2 separate regions of the Homo sapiens genome follow, and region 1 is linked to region 2. Evidence: chromatin contacts called from ENCODE Hi-C data. All regions are on one chromosome and are shown on one strand. The core of a region is the stretch at or near the end of the contact, and the rest is flanking DNA. Distances in the headings are between cores, read along the strand shown. Region 1 holds the start of ABHD3 (abhydrolase domain containing 3, phospholipase). Region 2 holds the start of GREB1L-DT (GREB1L divergent transcript).

What was found. A loop is a pair of places that touch in the nucleus more often than their neighbours do. Pooled maps may share reads with other maps.
Region 1: a map of chondrocyte shows a loop between it and region 2 (6-fold over the local background). The contact joins the promoter of ABHD3 here to the promoter of GREB1L-DT in region 2. A Hi-C loop is called at or near these places in 1 of 168 maps with a recorded cell type or tissue (chondrocyte) and 2 of 50 pooled maps.

Annotation. Positions count from the first base shown.
Region 1 is chr18:21,703,478-21,709,626 of GRCh38, reverse strand. It overlaps ABHD3 (abhydrolase domain containing 3, phospholipase), which reads left to right and starts at 4,853. Exons shown (of 9, transcript NM_138340.5): 1 at 4,853-5,123; 2 at 5,880-6,043. The coding sequence starts at 4,962. It also overlaps a transcript of MIB1 not described here. RefSeq lists silencers at 2,172-2,372, 4,686-5,455 and enhancers at 4,446-4,515, 5,976-6,125.
Region 2 is chr18:21,241,060-21,247,180 of GRCh38, reverse strand. It overlaps GREB1L-DT (GREB1L divergent transcript), which reads left to right and starts at 4,453. Exons shown (of 3, transcript NR_183513.1): 1 at 4,453-4,571; 2 at 5,846-5,904. GREB1L (GREB1 like retinoic acid receptor coactivator) reads right to left here and starts at 4,949. Exons shown (of 33, transcript NM_001142966.3): 1 at 4,788-4,949.

The DNA of each region.
Region 1 (6,149 bases), core at 3,604-6,103, 460 kb before region 2:
TTGTTTTCCTACCTCCACAGCTGGGAGGAAGGTGAGATACAACCTAGACTGCACCAGTCAGTTCCATTCACAACAGACTTTGAATAAATAAGGATACAGTGAAATTAAGAAGCAGGGATAATCCATTGTAGTGAGGGGGCAGAAGTGGTAACACCCTGTTTCCAGAGGCAACAGTGTCAGGGATTTAGAACACAGCCTTGTGCCCAGCATAGCTGGTCTGGATGCCAAAAACCATGCAGTGTAGCCGAGAGAGAGCAGGAGTATTGTCATCACAGGACCAGCACCACGACTTTTTTTTTTTTTTTTTTTTTGAGACAGTCTCGCTCTTTCGCCCAGGCCGTAGTGCAGTGGCGTTATCTGGGCTCACTGCAAGCTCCACCTCCTGGGTTCAGGCCATTCTCCTGCCTCAGCCTCCTGAGTAGCTGAGACCACAGGCACCCGCCACTGCACCCAGCTAATTTTTTTTGTATTTTTAGCAGAGACGGGGTTTCACCGTGTTAGCCAGGATTGTCTCGATCTCCTGACCTCGTGATCCGCCCGCCTCGGCCTCCCAAAGTGCTGGGATTACAGGCGTGAGCCACCGCGCCCGGCCTCGCCACGACTTTTAAAGGCATTGTTCCCAACTTCTAAGCCTTGTTCTCTGGCCCTTCTGGAGTTTCATCAGCTATCACATACCATTGTAATAAATTTCCTTTCTGCATATGGTAAGCCCAAATTGACTTTTGCTGTTTGCTACTAAGAACCCTGTGTACCTGCTGCATCTGGAACCATCCCCAGACACCACACTTTTTGTAATGTAACTGCTTACTCCTCTGTTGCCACACTAGACTCTAAGTATTATTATGATTGGATCCTCAGTGCCCTGTAATCACCCAAGAAGACACTGATTGAATGAATGAATTAAACTTTCTGAGCTCTCATTTCCTCATGTATAAATTGGGAATAACAGTTACTTGGTTTTTTGGGTTTTTTCAGGCAGTTTCCCTCTGTCGCCCAGGCTGGAGTGCAGTGGCATGCTCTTGGCTCACTGGAATCTCCGCCTTCCCGGGTTCAAGCAATTCTCCTGTCTCGGCCTCCTGAGTAGCTGGGATTACAAGCACCCACCACCATGCCCAGCTAATTTTCTTGTATTTTTAGGAGAGATGCGGTTTCACGATGTTGGTCAAGCTGGTCTCGAACTCCTGACCTCAAGTGACTCAACTGCATCGGCCTCCCAAAGTGCTGGGATTACAGGCGTGAGCCACTATGCCCAGCCAAAATAGTAGTTCTAAAGAAAGATGGAGAATGTTTTTCTAACAGGAAATAAACTTGGACAACCTCCATCTCAATCATCTCATTTTACAGACAAGGAACTGAGGCCCCCAAAGAGTAAATGATTTGCCTAAGTTTGGTGGATAAGTTCAGAGCTGTTTTTTACTCCTAGGTCAGTACATTTTCTACACACCATGATGGCCATAAAATATTATAGGCATCAATGTTTGTATCCCCCGCCTCCACCTTCACATGTTGGAGCCCTAGCCCCTCAAGGTGATGGTATTAGGAGGCACGGCTTTTGGGATGTAGTTAGGTTTAGGCGAGATAATGAGGACAGGGTCCCTATGATGGAATTGGTGCCTCTAAAAGAGGAGGAAGAGACATCAGAGCTTCCTGAGAAGCCATCTGCAAGGCAAAAGAGGGCCCTCACCAAAACCCAACCACATCGGTACCCTGATCTCAAACTTCCAGCCTCTAGAACAGTGAGAAATACATGTATGTTTAAGTCACCTAGGCTATGGTATTTTGTTATAATGCCCAAGCTCAGACAAACATTTTATTCGATAATACTTTCACTTTAAACTTAAACTGGGCCAGGCACAGTGGCTCATGCCTGTAATCCCCGTGTGTCCAGAATTAGTGGGTTCTTGGTCTCACTGACTTCAAGAATGAAGCCGCGGACCATCGCAGTGAGTGTTACAGTTCTTAAAAGAGGGGCGTCCAGAGTTGGTTCCTTCTGATCTTCGGATGTGTTTGGAGTTTCTTCCTTCTGGTGGGTTCGTGGTCTCCCTGGCTCAGGAGGGAAGCTGCAAACCTTCGCAGTGAGTGTTATAGCTCATAAAGACAGCGTGGACCCAAAGAATGAGCAGCAGCAAGATTTACTGCAAAGAGCAAAAGGACAAAGCTTCCACAACGTGGAAGGCGACCCCAGTAGGTTGCCTCTGCTGGCTCGGGCAGCCTGCTTTTATTCCCTTATCGGCCCCACCCACATCCTGCTGATTGGCCCATTTTACAGAGAGCTGCCTGGTCTGTTTTACAGAGAGCTGACTGGTCCGTTTTGACAGGGTGGTGATTGGTACATTTACAATCGCTGAGCTAGACACAAAATTTCTCCAAGTCCCCACAGAGCACTGATTGGTGCATTTACAAACCTTGAGCTAGACACAGGGTGCTGATTAGTGTGTTTACAAACCTTGAGCTAGACACAGAGTGCTGACTGGTGTATTTACAATCCCTTAGCTAGACATAAAGATTCTCCAAGTCCCCACCAGATTAGCTAGATACAGAGTGCTGATTGGTGCATTTACAAACCTTGAGCTAGACACTGAGTGCTGATTGGTGTATTTACAATCCCTTAGCTAGACATAAAGGTTCTCCAAGTCCCCACTAGACTCAGGAGCCCAGCTGGCTTCACCTAGTGGATCCCACAGGGGAGCCGCAGCTGCCCACCAGTACTGCCCCGTCAGCCCCACACTCCTCAGCCCTTGGGCGGTGGATGGAACCCGGCTTGGCAGAGCAGGGGGCAGCGCTCGTGGGGGAGGCTTGCCCCGCAGGAGCCCACAGTGGGGCGGGGGGTGCGGCTCAGGCATGGCGGGCTGCAGGTCCTGAGCCCTGCCCCGTGGGGAGGCAGCTGAGGCCCAGCAAGAATTCCAGTGCAGCGCTGGCGGGCTGGCACTGCTGGTGGACCCGGGGCACCCTCCACAGCTGCTGGTCTGGGTGCTAAGCCCCTCACTGGCCAGGGCCGGCGGTGCCAGCCGGCGCTCAGAGTGCAGGGCCCGCCGAGCCCACACCCACCCGGAACTCCCGCTGGCCCGTGATCGCGGGGCACAGCAGCCCCGGTTCCCGCCCACGCCTCTCTCTCCACACCTCCCTGCAAGCAGAGGGAGCTGGCTCCGGCCTCAGCCAGCCCAGAGAGGGGCTCCCACAGTGCAGCAGCGGGCTGAAGGGCTCCTCAAACGCGGCCAGAGTGGATGCCCTGGCCTGAGGAGGTGCTGAGAGCGAGCGAGGGCTGCTAGCACGTTGTCACCTCTCACCAGCACTTTGGGAGGCCGAGGCGAGTGGATCAGGAGTTCCAGACCAGCCTGGTCAACATGGTGAAACCCTGTCTCTACTGAAAATACAAGATTAGCTGGGTGTGGTTGTGCATGCCTGTAATCCCAGGTACTCGGGAGGCTGAGGCAGGAGAATCACGTGAACCCGGGAGGTGGAGGTTGCAGTGACCCGAGATCTCGCCATTGCACTCCAGCCTGGGCAACAAGAGCAAAACTCTGTCTCAAAAAACAAAACAAAACAAAACAGAACAAACTTAAACTGAAATACGCATGCATTTATTGGTAGGTAGTGCAGAAGGCTGGTGCAGGGGTTATGAAGAATGCTATGAAGTTTCAAGTATGGCAACCAGCATATGCATTCACGTTTGCTATGTGTGCTCAGGTGTGAGAGCCAGAGCGTGAAAATTACTTCTGCTCACGGGGAGTCCAGTATATACACTATCTTGTCCTCTCGGGAACTCTATAAAGTAGAAATTGTTACGCTACAGATTATTAAAACAAGAAAAAAACAGGCTCAGTAAAGGTAATTGAATTATTTTGGGTGCTGCAGCCAACCACCAAGTTGCAATGACCAAATCGGAGCCAAATAAATTGCTCACTTCTGGTCCGTCTCATGTCCCCATCTAAATTACATCATTAATTTACAATCCTTTGGCATTTTTCATAATCTAGACAGCACTTTCCCTTCTTTCGTCTGTTTAAGTCTTGCCATTCTTCCTACCTCTCTGAGGAAGGAGTTCATAAGAGTAGGAATAGGCTATTAAATTCTAACCATTTCAGATAACCATAAGTATCCTGATTTATCATATTGCCATAAATAAGCCTAGGAGACCCTACTTCATAAATGGTTTCTTGTCTGTACATTAGGTAATCGGTGTGAATTTCCATAAGTCTCTAAATTCAAAGCATTAATGAACCACAAATAGGCTTTTAACAATTGAATCCCGGTTGCTATTCTTGACCTTTTCATTTATTTTCAGAGACCACTTCTCATTTAAGTGACACTTAGCAACTAAAAAGATTCACAGAGTGATTCAGAGTCGAGTATGATGTCCTCACTGTTGAATGCTCATAGAATATTTTTTCTCTTTCCATAGTCTTGAGGACCAACGCAAACGTCTAGAGGATGTGGGATTCTTACCTGCTAACATATCTTTGGCATTAACTCCCCAAATCTTTGAATGCAAGGCACGCTTACCTGACACCCTAAACTGCTAGTTTAGGGACACCCGCCGCAGAGCGGAATCGTTCAAGGTCACTGGGGCTGCAGGTGCGGGGCCTTAACCAGCGCTGCCGATCCGTCAGCTCTCGGCCCACCCTTGGGGATCCCCATCGCCCACTGCGACCTAGCTGGGAGAACCCAGTCCGCCCGCCCTCCCGGTGGCCGGTCTTGGAACCGCGCTTCTGGAAGGTTCCTGAGTGGCTGGCAGTGGGGGCGGCTCCAGGAAGCCGGGGCGGAGCGGGCGGCGTTGGAGTCTCGGGCTACGCCTCCCTGGGCCGCTCCGCCCCGCCCGTTGTCGGAAGCCGCGCTCCGCCAGGCAGGAGACACTGTGGTCGGGAGTAGGCAGCGGCGCCGCGTCCGCTCTCGCCCGCTCTCGCCCGCTCGCCAGCCGGCTCTCCTCCCGCCGCAGGACCCGCGCGCCGCGCTCGGGGGCCATGCAGCGCCTGGCCATGGACCTGCGGATGTTGTCCCGGGAGCTCTCCCTCTACCTGGAACACCAAGTCCGGGTGGGGTTCTTCGGCTCGGGGGTGGGCTTATCCCTTATCCTGGGCTTCAGCGTCGCTTATGCCTTCTACTACCTGAGCAGCATTGCCAAGGTGAGCCGGGGGTGGCGCAGGGCCGCGGGCTGCTGGGCCAGGAGCTAGGGTAGCAGGCGCGGCGCGAGGCTGCGCGGCCAGGGGCGGTCGGCAGCCCCGGGGATAGGCGGCGAGCTGCTCCCGAGCGGCAGCCCCCAGCGCGCGCGGGAAAGCCAACAGGCCCCGCCCGTTCGCCCGCCCCCTGGGGGTCCCGGCCGGGTGGTCCTCGGAGCGCAGCCTGAACCCGGCTGACTTCTGCGCTGCGGCGCTGCCCGGTCACCGATCGCGAAGCCGGCGGCGCACTCGGGAACGCCGTGGCGCTTTTGAAAATGACTCCGGGCAGGGCACGGTGGCTCACGCCTGTAATCTCAGCACTTTGGGAGCCCGAGGCGGGTGGATCACCTGAGGTCAAGAGTTCGAGACCAGCCTGACCAAAATGGTGAAACCCCGTTACAATTACAAAAAATTAGCCGGGCGTGGTGGCGGACGCCTGCAATCCCAGCTACTCGGGAGGCTGAGGCAGGAGAATCCCCTGAACCCGGGAGGCGGAGTTAAAAACAAACAAACTCCCTTATCGCGATTCTCGCCTTCCCCTCGGGGCATTGGCGAAACCCCCGTTTCAGTCCTCTGTGACTGTGAATTTTTTGCGTCAGCCCTCCAGAAAGAGTTGTAATCGGAGGAAGCGCGCGCGCGAGCGACAAGTCTTTGCCGGTTTCTGGTTTACGGTTGGCAGAAACTTTGCTCTGGGCCCTTCTCTGATACTGCTTTTCCCTTCAGAAACCCCAGTTAGTGACCGGGGGTGAGAGTTTCAGCCGCTTCCTTCAAGACCACTGTCCCGTGGTTACAGAAACGTACTACCCGACGGTCTGGTGCTGGGAGGGTCGAGGACAGACCCTGCTTAGACCTTTCATCACTTCGAAGCCCCCGGTGCAGTACAGGAAGTAAGTGAATTTCCGTTTTCAGTCATTTCTGCAAAATCACAGGTTGTTTGTTTGCTTGCTTGCTTATTCCCAGTTCTTGGTTAATAGAATCTGCTTTAGGAAGTAT
Region 2 (6,121 bases), core at 3,204-5,703:
GGACTCCACATCTGGACTTGAAGGAGTTGCTGTCACCAGTCAAGAATGGGAGGGAAGAAAGTGTACACAATAGGGAGCCCTCCTGGGGCTCAACAGCACAAAGAGCTGCTGTTATCCATGTTGGGTGTATATTTGCCAAAAATATCAGGGATGCTGGAACTCCAGAACTCACAAGGGCATGCTTTTTGTAGTCTAAATTACCTTGACTATATAAGAACTCAAGTCAGTGGGCATAACTTCATTATCCATTTGTAGCCAAAAGATAACATGATTGGAGATCATAAATTTTCTCTCTGATTTTTCCTCAAGTTTTGAGAAGCATTCCTAGTAAAATTCCAGCAAACTGTGATCACAATACTAACCACAAATCAGCTCTTCAAGGAAGATTGCATTTTCACTTAAATATCGTTTATATCTTAGTTAACAGCTACTTTTCTAAGAGTTAAATAATAATAATAGCTAATAAATATTACCATAGACTGAAAATACAAGAAAACTACAATTAGTTTGAAAAAAGTCTATTGGAAAATTTGGTTCACTATTCATTAGTGGTGTAACTGACCACCCCTATATGTCTAGCTTATGGTACAGCTCAAAATGACTGAGGTAATGAAATTTCCATCACTCAGTTTGGAAAACTATAGCAATATGGCGGAAAAAACTATCCCTCACTTTGTATAAGACTAAAGAAATGCAAAGCAAAAGAAAGGTATAAAATGTTACACTGATTAAATTAGTAACAATAATATGTTTTAAGATAACATAAGCACACACATAGATTGTTAATGACAGTATAAATTTATATAGTCCTTTTAGAAAGTAATGTGGAAATTACTGTAAATCTAGAAATTTCCTAATAAAAATAAGAGCTAACATTTATGTGTTTCATGTGTTATTGCTTTTTATCTTAACTTTAAAGAACTATTAATATAACCCATTTTACATCTTAGTAAGCTAAAGTTCTGAGAAAATAAATTACTTGTCCAATATTGCCAATGAGTACTAGAGCTAGGTTTAAACCCACAACCTCTAATTTTAGAACCCACCCATTTACAACTACATTATACTATCCCTCAAGAAAAAAAAGATCCTAAGGAAGTTAAGGGAAAAAGAAGAAAAGAAAAGAAATAAAGTTACATGTATAAGAATAGGCATTATAGGCCAGGCATGGTGGCTCACGCCTGTAATCCCAGCACTTTGGGAGGCTGAGGCGGGCAGATCACGAGGTCGAGATCGATGAGATCGAGACCATCCTGCAACACAGTGAAACCCCATCTCTACTAAAAATACAAAAAATTAGCCAGGCGTGGTGGCAGGCGCCTGTAGTCACAGCTGCTAGGGAGGCTGAGGCAGGAGAATGGCGTGAACCCGGAAGGCGGAGCTTGCAGTGAGTGGAGATCGCACCACTGCACTCCAGCCTGGGTGGCAAAGCAAGACTTCGTCTCAAACAAAACAAAACAAAACAAAACAAAACAAAACAAAAAAAGAATAGGCATTACATTTTTTATGCTGCAAAATCAAAAACAGGAAGGCTTAAGTTAATAATGAACATCCATTGCATAAACTTTTATAAAATTATTGTAAATAATGGGAAGTAAGCTATAGAAAAAATGTTTATAAAAAACAGGGTGAAAATTATCTGCAATATAAAACATTTGTAAAAATATTCATTCATATGGCAAGATTGGGAAGGGAGCTGGAAAAAATAAAAACCATTACCATTTTGAAGAATTTCACTACTGGTATTGAATTTTCTTTTGTTTCTGTCAGCTTCATTAATCAATCAATATTACTCTAAGTACCCTTACAAATATATTCTTCTAGTTCTTATTCTTAGGATCCCAAACAATTCCTACAGCGAATTTATAATTTATATTAGACTTATTCAAAATAATTACATATGTTTCATCAGCGGTGCTTTTAGAAAGCTTTAGCTTTCAGTATGAGATCTCTATCTTAACATCAACACTTTTTGCAATCATCGCTTACAGTGTACCTTTGAAATCCCTTAATTTAGACCATACGCAGTCACTAAAATCAGCTAATTTTTACTTTCACAACCTTACAATCACTCCTTAACTCCTGTCCCCATCATTAGCCCAAAGGCTGCAGGTACTTTACAAATTAGAAGTTTCCTAATAAGAACATACTCCCTAGGTGAATATTTATCAAGTAACTAAAATATCTTAGCTATAAGGGATGTTCATAATCTAAACACTTCAGAGAAGTATAAATTAAATTATGTCAAGTCTCTTTCAAGTAGGTAAAGTTAATTTCCACTTTACCAAAAAGAAGAGTTTGGTAAGAGTAATTTTCCTAAAAATGACACTGTGGGCTGCGAGGAGAATTCACTCTCCTTAGCCACACAAGGTGACATGAGAGGCCCTCAGCCCGGTGTTTGGCCTCTATCAGCAACATAAACACACATTCTGTGGGTAAGGAGAGTAGCTGTTCTCCAATGACATCAAACTCGTAAGAGCAGGGATATAGTTTAAACATCTCTAACCTCCTCTTCATGAATCCACCATTCAGGAATGTTTTTTGTCGCCCCACTGTCTAACATCCACAGTCCAATGGTTATCTTTAGCCAGTTTTAGGACAACTATTTTAATCGTAGAACTCTGGAGTTCGAAGGACCCTTAAAAATCACATAGTTCAATTCCTTTATCTAACTGAGTGGGAAACAAAGTTTTCCAAAAAAAAGTTACGTCGTGTGGCGGGTTTGTGGCAAATCCAGGCCTAGAATTAAGAGATGCAACCAAACATCTGAAACTCGGCCTTCGTATTTATCCTTTACCACTAACATCTTTATATTATGTCATGTCAATGGGAGTATACACACGCCCTTTCAGTGTTTTCAGATACACACTGCGGTAGACAAAGTAAACTACTACAGTTCTCATTCTCTACTTCATAAAGAATTCCAAAATGGAGGAAAAATTCAATAAAGATTGCAAAAACCAGTGTAGGGAAACTGGTGTGTGTGCAGGAGGAGATATTAGTTTAATAGTTTTGCTTTCCACTGCATACTGTTCTAAGATTTTTAGCCCTCTAACTGATCTTCAAGGTAATAATTGTCCACATTTGGCTAAATAATCTCATGTCATCATGAGTGGGTATCAAGTTAATGGTCATCACCACGAATATATAGTTCAGTCTTATATTCAATCCCTTTCATCATCTATAATGTAATTCCATTTTAATAGACTTACGGAAAGATATACAAAAAATATACAACAGTGGCTGCCTCTGAGAAGGATGAAGGCTTGTATGGAGGAGAGGAAAGAGGGCTTAATTTACACTGTATACTCTTCACTGTTGTTTGAAATGTTTACCCTACTTATATATTCATTCATTAAACATTTTCCTCTTGAAATACATACCTATATGCATGTAACTGTATTACTAAATATTTCAACAATTTAATTTTTTCTCTTTTAAATAATTTTTCAGTATCATTCACAAAACCTCCTAGAAAATTTCAGCAAAGAGAAGAAACAACACAGTCACAACACTCAAAGCAGAGTTCCAGGATTTAAAGTCTAAGAACATATATAGATGAATGAGAGGTTTTATTAAGGGGGACTGAGTTCAAAAACCTTTTGTGGGAAAGCTCTTCCCTGTATTTAAACGGCTAGGTTTAAAAATGTGATTTAAGCAGGGATTCCCGCCTCGAGGCGGGGGGAGGCGGAAAAAAACACCTTACGGTGTGAAAAGCAGAAATTAAAATGTGGTTTCTATCCTCTCAGCCGGGGCCAGAGGAGTGGGTGGGGAGGATAAGGACCTTGGAACCGTCACGTTCACCGGAGAAAGGGGCAAGACTGAGGAGTTTCTCCAGGACCCGCAGCCTCGGTTAGAGGCAGCGGCAGTTCCGGGCAAACGAGTCGCGTTCGGGGACGTTCCTTGGACTCATGTAACTGAGAAACCCCACGCACTGAATCTCCACATGGAGTTTCCTCTTAATGGAGCTGGGAAGAGGGACGGCGGGAATGGATTTCCTTTAACGAGTCTCCCTCACCCTCCCCGGCCAGGGCGCACCTCACTCGCTGTCTGCTTGTGTCAGGGTCAGCTGTCAACACAACTCTTTGTGTCTCATTCGGAATAAGAGTGGTCCTCAGCCATGCACAGAAAAATGGACATGCTGGCCGGAAGACACGCGCGCCCGCTCGTGACGAAGTGACATTTGGTGTTGAGGAAAAAAACCCACAGACGCCGAGCGAGCGCCCAGCCACCTCTGGACGTTCTCAACTTTCCCAGGCTGAACTCCATCCATCCTCTCCCCGCCACCTCCGCGGCGCCCTACCTGTCGCCCGCCCGCCTGCCCGGCACCCCCTCACTGCCCCTGGGCTCGGGGAGACGAACCAGGTGCCCCCTCGCCGCCTCCGCCGGGGGACCCCGCGCTACTCGGCGCGCCGCAGCTCCCTCGTCCCACCCCCGGGCCGTCTCGCTCCCGCCACAAAGGCAGCGAGTAGAGCCCGGTGACAGGCCTTCGGCCTCTGGGCGCGGACAGCACGGCCGGGTCCCTTCGGTGGGCGACGCGAGGCGGCAGGGAAGGCAGGCACGGCTCCCAGGTTGGCACTGGCGCTCCCTCGCCACCCGCACGCGCTCCGCTCACACCCCCGCTGAGCTTCCCATCCCTCCGGAAAAGTCCGCTGCGGCGCTTCCCCGCGCGGCCAGGGCGTCCAGCCCGCCAAAGGGCAGCTCCTGCCGGTCACAGGCGAGCTCCCGCGCCCGGTTCGCGACCTCTCACCTCCTGCCCGCGCCCCGGAGTCCCCGCGGCCGCTCACCTGGCCCTAGCGGGGCGCGAGGGCAGAGGACCAGGGGGTGGCCCTCGGCTCGGCCGGGCTGGTCTCCCCACCCCCAGTGCCGTTCCCTGCGCCGCGCTGCGCTCCGCTGCTCCGGCCGCCCGACTCCGAGGTGCTAGCGCCGCCGGCGGCTGGCGTCTCTCTGGCAGGCGCGCGGTCCGCGCGCTCAGTTCCCCGGGGCGGAGCGAGGCGGCGGCCGCCGCAGCCGGAGGCGGATTCCTCAGGTGCTGCCCCTCCCGCCCGCCCTGGCCTCCGCAGCGGGGACCCCCGCGCCCCCTCCCCCCGCCCCGCCTCGCGCCTTCCCGCTGCCTCGGCGTCCGCGAGTGGCTTTTGGGGGTCCCTCGCCCTCTGTGAGGGTGGTGGGCGCGCATTTCTCCCCTACCCCCCTCCAACGACGCCCCCCGCCCAGCCTGTGGAGCCCTCGATGCGCGGTCCTCACGCCTCCATTCCCAAACCCCGCCGCACAGACGAACGCGCAGCCCCGCGGGGGTGTACAGGGGGTCGTGCGGGGGGGGGGTCTTCTGTGAGGGAGGGCTGCACCCCAGTGTGCTGACGCGCGAAGCCAGGAGGAAAAATTATTTCCCCTGGAGCCCGCGTTCATTCAGCCTGCTCTCGCCTCTGCGCAATTGCTTTCTCTGTTCACTGGACGGCGGCTGAAGAGCCCCAAGCGTGAACTCGGCCTGGGCAGTGGTGGCTCGGAAACCCTTGGCCTTTTGCATGAAGGGGGTAGGGTGGGGGCAGGGCGCGGACAAAACCAAACAAACCCGGGAGCTCCGGGCCCAAGCCGACTTTTGCACCTCCCGGAGGAGCACGCCCTCCGGCCCCGGGCCCCGGCTCGTCGGTAGCCTCCCGGGACCACGGGGACGGCTCCACCCCAGGGCAGCCGCGTCCAGCTGGCCCTGGGCCTTGACGGGTGCTGCGGGGAAAAGGTTCTTGAGAGATGCTGCGGCCCGGTAGAGAGATTTAGCTCCACTTTTCACAGCTGGAGGCTTTTGTTATTAGAGATGCGGCTCCATTTTTAAAACTAATTGTTGCCACAGATAGGCGACTACATCTCTGGAAGCAGCAGCTCCATGCTGGATGTGGTGGAAGAATCGAGGTAAGGAAAGGCTGATGTATTTTGAGTGCCTTTAGTGCAGTACAGCCCGGGGGAGCTCCCCGTGTGCGTGGGAGTGGGGAGGCAGCCGCGGCGCCCAGGCCCGGGTGGGTTGGAATCATTGTCAAGTGATAGGTACCATTTAAAGACATTGTCAATTAAACTAGTTCTCATACGATGTCCCAGTACTTTTGTTTGCTTGTCTTGCATTTTTCTTTTT